Regions from separate parts of the Homo sapiens genome. Here region 1 is linked to region 2. Evidence: chromatin contacts called from ENCODE Hi-C or POLR2A ChIA-PET data. All regions are on one chromosome and are shown on one strand. The core of a region is the stretch at or near the end of the contact, and the rest is flanking DNA. Distances in the headings are between cores, read along the strand shown. Region 1 has its middle 11 kb from the start of CTAG1A. Region 2 holds the start of IKBKG (inhibitor of nuclear factor kappa B kinase regulatory subunit gamma).

What was found. A loop is a pair of places that touch in the nucleus more often than their neighbours do. ChIA-PET counts read pairs that join two places held with the same protein, here RNA polymerase II (POLR2A). Pooled maps may share reads with other maps.
Region 1: a pooled map shows a loop between it and region 2 (4-fold over the local background). The contact joins the enhancer-like site here to the promoter of IKBKG in region 2. A Hi-C loop is called at or near these places in 3 of 50 pooled maps. POLR2A ChIA-PET finds 5 or more read pairs at or near these places in 3 of 52 experiments (GM12878, PC-9 and SK-N-SH).

What each region holds. Positions count from the first base shown.
Region 1 is chrX:154,595,233-154,597,976 of GRCh38, reverse strand. No RefSeq gene overlaps it. Among named protein-coding and RNA genes, the nearest start is that of CTAG1A, 11 kb to the right of the region's middle. RefSeq lists an enhancer at 304-891. Within about 2 kb of position 1,361, at least 2 of the 41 ENCODE cell types and tissues checked have a DNase peak (open chromatin) inside an H3K27ac peak, as active enhancers do; they include PC-9, where a contact is called at or near this core.
Region 2 is chrX:154,546,312-154,549,248 of GRCh38, reverse strand. It overlaps IKBKG (inhibitor of nuclear factor kappa B kinase regulatory subunit gamma), which reads right to left and starts at 1,629. Exons shown (of 10, transcript NM_001099857.5): 1 at 1,504-1,629. It overlaps G6PD (glucose-6-phosphate dehydrogenase), which reads left to right and starts at 2,403. Exons shown (of 13, transcript NM_001360016.2): 1 at 2,403-2,460. RefSeq lists enhancers at 1,242-1,521, 2,824-2,937 and a silencer at 1,962-2,521.

The DNA of each region.
Region 1 (2,744 bases), core at 112-2,611, 49 kb before region 2:
AAATAATTTGGGATGAGGAAACAGAGTAAGGGGTAAACTTTTGGCTGTGGGTACACCATAGACTTACTAGTTAAGCCCAATGGGTTAAGAGGTATGTATCTGACCATTTTCATACTGCTACTGTTGTAGGACTTTCTGCTCAGTTCAGCTAAAAACTGGGTTCTTGTCACATGACCAGGAAAGATTTGGCACACAGACATTTTGAAGGGTGAGGGGTTATGGAATATATTGGGCAAAAAGGAAAAAGACTCTCAGCAAAGCCAGAGGGGTTCCTGTTAACAGGCCCCCATCTCACAGGTTGAATCCCAGGTTACCGCACAGGAACAGGAGGGGCCAGGCTCCTCCCGCCTGGAAATGGCACAAACTTCCATGGCGCTACCCTGTTCTCCCAGTGCCCTAGCCGGTTGGAGCTTCTCCAGGGCCCCTTTCTACTTGGCTGTTTCACTATGAAGAAATACCCAACACTGGGTAGTTTATAAAGAAAGAGAGGTTCAATGGACTCACAGTTCCACGTGGCTGGGGAGGCCTCACAATCATGGCGGAAGGCGAAGGATGAGCAAAGGCATGTCTTACATGGCGGCAGGCAAGACAGCGTGTGCAGGGGAACTGCCCTCTGTAAAACCATCAGATCTCGTGAGACTTATTCACTACCGTGAGAACACCATGGGAAAGACCCGCCCCCATGATTCCATTACCTCCCCCTGGGTCCCTCCCATGACCCGACCCGTGGGGATTATGGGAGCTACAGTTCAAGATGAGATCTGGGTGGGGACACAGCCAAACCATATCAAGGTACAAAAATTTGGGAAACATTAGGTGTGCATGTTAGGGCGGTAACTCTTCTCTCCCCCAGTCTCCTTGAGGAAGGATCAAGTGGTTAATTTGTCAAAAGTTCTCACTGTGGGAGATCTGGCCTCTTTTTCCTTTCCTTCCTGCCCAGTTTGGTGGCAGGCAGCAATATTGGGGATGTGAACCTGTTCTACAGACCCAAAACCTTCCTCCAGTGGACCGCTCTAAGTCTAGACTAGGGGGCTTGTGAGGAATTAGCAAGCCCATTTGGCTCTTCTAACAAGCCCTGTCCACCAAGGCTGCTTCCCCATCTGCTGGCACGTTTGTGGAATTTCTCAGTTGGTTAGGAACCCTGGCAGGCAGGGAAGAGGTGCTATTTATTGGCCCCTCCCTACTCCCCCAGATTCTCAACTTCAGTGCTAATGCTTGTAAATTGCTTAGGAATTCTGGTGCTAAATATGCAGGAATGCAATTCTGGTTGCAGGGGAAGGCGGTGAGGGGGGAGGCTCAGAATTCCTCTGGCTTCTTAACTAGCACTTCTGGTTTCTACGGTGAACTCTGGCCCCCCTCCCCTCACCATGGTGCTCCACCCCTGCCTGGAGGGGATGAGGAAGCCACAGCTGCACCCACAGCCTCAACACTAAGCTCTGCTCAATAGAACCCTCTGCAAGTACCAGGTTGAGATATGATGAAGCAATCTGGTTGATCATTTTTTTGTCTCACTTGAGCTTACTCATTACAGTCCATTTGTGTTTTGAAATGGTTAGCTACAGATTTATAGATGATTTTTATTACCTTGTTTTGTAGTGGAGGCAACCACAAAGAATTCCATAGTTGCAATTGCCTGAAGGCAGGTAAGTATTGGAATTCTGGGTCTGCCAGGTGCCCACTCACTTCCCTCAGATGCTAAGGCTCTGCAGATCTTGGAGCAGGTGCGGGAGGGGTGATTTGGTCTCAGCCACTCCAGATTTTGGAGTTCATGTGGATATCTTGTCACCACTTAGTTTTATTGTGGATGCTGCCCTCGGGTTTTGGTTTTGCTATCCTATTTCTCTCTCTCTCTCTCTGTTATGAATATACAAAAATGATGTTACAATCATTGATGTCATCTCAGAATGTAGAAATTGCATCACTTCCATATCGGAATAATTCATAAGGATGTTTTAACTTTAATACAAGAAAACCATAAGCATTAGAACTTCTGGGTAAAATAGTGACCAGAGGGCAAAGATTTTTAAGTCCTCTCCCCAGAGTTATGCTGAAATGACAAATGAAGCAAATGAAATGTAAACTATAAGGGGAAGCCAGTTCATCAGCTAACTAGGAAACAGCAGCAGCTCCTCACCAGGATCTCTGAGGAATTTCTCTCTCTCTCCTCTCTCTCTCTGTCTCTCCTCTCTCTCTCTCTCCCTCTCCTCTCTCTCTCTCTCTCTCCTCTCTCTCTCTCCTCTCTCTTTTCTCTCTCCTCTCTTCTCTCTCTTCTCTCTCTCTGCTCTCTCTTTTCTCTCTCCTCTCTCTCTTCTCTCTCCTCTCTCTCTCTGTCTCTGTATCTCTCTCATAGTTCCAATCTATCATGGACTGGTACTTTTGTTAAAACAATAAAATTTATCATACAATTAACTGAAAAAGACATACCAAGTCCAAGCCCATCTACTTTATTGTTAGAGTCAACAGACACTCTGATTCAACAGATTTACTCTGCCTGCGTATACACTCAATTTCTGTACTTATTACAGGCTGGAAGCAGTTTCTGGATCACCATCCACTTGCAGACTGTATTCATTTATTTAGGGCCATCAGAACAAAATAACACAAACTGCATGGCTTAAAACGACAAAAATGGATTTTCTTGCAGGTTCTGGCATCCACTAGTCTGAAGTCAAGGTATGGGCAGGGCCGCGCTCCCTCCAAAGAGGCTCCCAGGGAAAAATCGTTCCTGGTCTCTCCTAGCTTCG
Region 2 (2,937 bases), core at 380-2,879:
AGCACTTTGGGAGGCCGAGGCGGGCGGATGACAAGGTCAAGAGATCAAGACCATCCTGGCCAACATGATGAAACCCCATCTCTACTAAAAATACAAAAATTAGCTGGGCGTGGTGGTGCACAACTGTAGTCCCAGCGGCTGAGGCAGAAGAATCGCTTGAATCCAGGAGGCGGAAGTTGCAGTGGGTGGAGATCACACCACTGCACTCCAGCCTGGTGACAGAGCGAGATTCTGTCTCAAAAAAAAAAAAAAAAGAAAGAAAGAAAGAAAAAGAAATAAAATAATAATGGGAGAGGATTGCGAGGGATATAAACAAAATTAGTCAGAAGTTGATACCTTCAATTGTTGAAGTTGGTAGCTGTGAATGTAAGATTTACTATACTGGCCGAGCGCAGTGGCTCACACCTGTAATCCCAGCACTTTGGGAGTCTGAGGCAGGCAGATCACCTGAGGTCAGGAGTTCAAGACCAGACTGGCCAACATATAGTGAAACCCCGTCTCTACTAAAAATACAAAAATTAGCTGGGCGTAGTGGCGCACGCCTGCAGTCCCAGCTACCTGGGAAGCTGAGGCAGGAGAATCGCTTGAACCCAGGAGGAGGAGGTTAGAGTGAGCTGAGATCATGCCACTGCACTCCAGCCTGGGCGACAGAGCGAGACTCCATCTCTCAAAAACAAACAAACCAAAAAGATTTACTATACTCATTTTTCTACTTTCGTACATTTTTGAAATTTCCAATAATAAAATGCTCAAAGCACTGTCTCTGAGCTGGATTACTGCAATTACCTCTTACCACGCCACCCTTCTTTTACCCTTGCCCACTATGGTCTGTTCTCCCCACCACTGCTAGAACGATCAGTGTAAGACGTAATTCCGATCACATTCCTCCTCTACTGAGAACCCTACCATGGATCCCCGTTGCCTTCTGCGTAAAAGCCAATCTCCCTACAACGGCCTACAAGGCCCTGTACCATCGGGTTCCCCATCCCTTCCTCTCCAACTGTGCTCCCCTCCCTCACTCTGCTCCAGCTATAGTGACCTCCGTGCTATTCCTCTAATGTGCCAGGAGAGCCCATTCATTCTCAGATCACAGAAACAGTATGACGATAGGCAGATGTTGTCTTGCAAAACGAGCAAACAGGCATATGAAATCAGATACCTAGCTGCCAAACTATATGTGAGGCATTTCCGAAGAATTTAACGACCTCGATAGAGCGCAGTCAAGTTTGGTGAACAGAATATGTCTCTGAACTAGAGGAGTCCTCACACAAGGAGTAGGGTCAGACCCCGCAGTGGAGGAGGAGGGAGGAGTAGAAACAGTCCAGCTCGCCGCCCAAGTAACCTGGGTCCTGAATCGGCCCGCCTTGGCCAGTGCTCCAGAAGCGCGGAGCAGGAACGGGCTGGGGCCCAAAAAAGAGGGGGGAGCCTGAACGTCCGGGGGAAGTTTCGGAGGCGGCGGAACGCCCACGGATGGAACCCTGTCTTTGGGGAAAAGGACCACACCTGTCAGCAGAGTCCGTCAGACGTGAGAAGGGTGGGAGCGGCGGACTGTGAACGCTGGTAGGGCCCCGGCGCTCCGAGAAAGTCCCAGTTTCGCGGTCGCCCTTCCCTACCACGCTTCCGGCTTCCGGTGTCATAGCTGTGGGATCCGGAAGTAAAAACACAAGCCCCGCCCCCGAGAACTCGGGAAGCCGGCGAGAAGTGTGAGGCCGCGGTAGGGCCGCATCCCGCTCCGGAGAGAAGTCTGAGTCCGCCAGGCTCTGCAGGCCCGCGGAAGCTCGGTAATGATAAGCACGCCGGCCACTTTGCAGGGCGTCACCGCCTACACGCCCCCTCGTCTCTCGGACGGCGGCGTCTAGCCTCGGGGCGCTCGGCCGCCCCGCCCTCTCCGGGGGAGGAATCAAGAAGAGACTGCCCAATAGGGCCGGCTTGACCCGCGAACAGGCGAGGGTTCCCGGGGGAGTGGCGCGGCAGAAGGCCCCGCCCAGGAGCCGAGGGACAGCCCAGAGGAGGCGTGGCCACGCTGCCGGCGGAAGTGGAGCCCTCCGCGAGCGCGCGAGGCCGCCGGGGCAGGCGGGGAAACCGGACAGTAGGGGCGGGGCCGGGCCGGCGATGGGGATGCGGGAGCACTACGCGGAGCTGCACCCGTGCCCGCCGGAATTGGGGATGCAGAGCAGCGGCAGCGGGTATGGCAGGCAGCCGGCGGGCCGGCCTCCAGCGCAGGTGCCCGAGAGGCAGGGGCTGGCCTGGGATGCGCGCGCACCTGCCCTCGCCCCGCCCCGCCCGCACGAGGGGTGGTGGCCGAGGCCCCGCCCCGCACGCCTCGCCTGAGGCGGGTCCGCTCAGCCCAGGCGCCCGCCCCCGCCCCCGCCGATTAAATGGGCCGGCGGGGCTCAGCCCCCGGAAACGGTCGTACACTTCGGGGCTGCGAGCGCGGAGGGCGACGACGACGAAGCGCAGGTAACCGGCCGGGCGGGCGCCGCGCAGGCGGAGGAGCGTACTGTCCCGCGCTGCGCCGCGCGGCGGTAAAATACACGCTGTTTGTTGTGCTTGAGAACCGAGCAGAATCGAGAGGGTCTTAACCAATCCCTTTATACCCCGCACCTCCTCTCTTGAGCCCCTGAGACCCCGAGAGCGAAGGGGACTTGCCGACCGGGGTCACCCAGCTTGGCAAGGGGAGGGCTGGAGCTGAACTCCAGCATCTGCACCATCTCCCATGCTCCAGGTCATTGTGGAGTTCCCGCTACAGTCGGGAATGAGATGGTCCTGGGCACGCAGTTCCATGCCCCACAAGGATTTTACTCGGTTGTCCAGAATTGATGCTGTAGTCGGAATACACCAATGCTTTGAGTAATTTTGTAATGTACACCCTGAATGAAGGCTGCCTAGGAGAGAGTGGCTGGAGCCCAGAGCCAGCAGTTTCTAACCCATCAACCA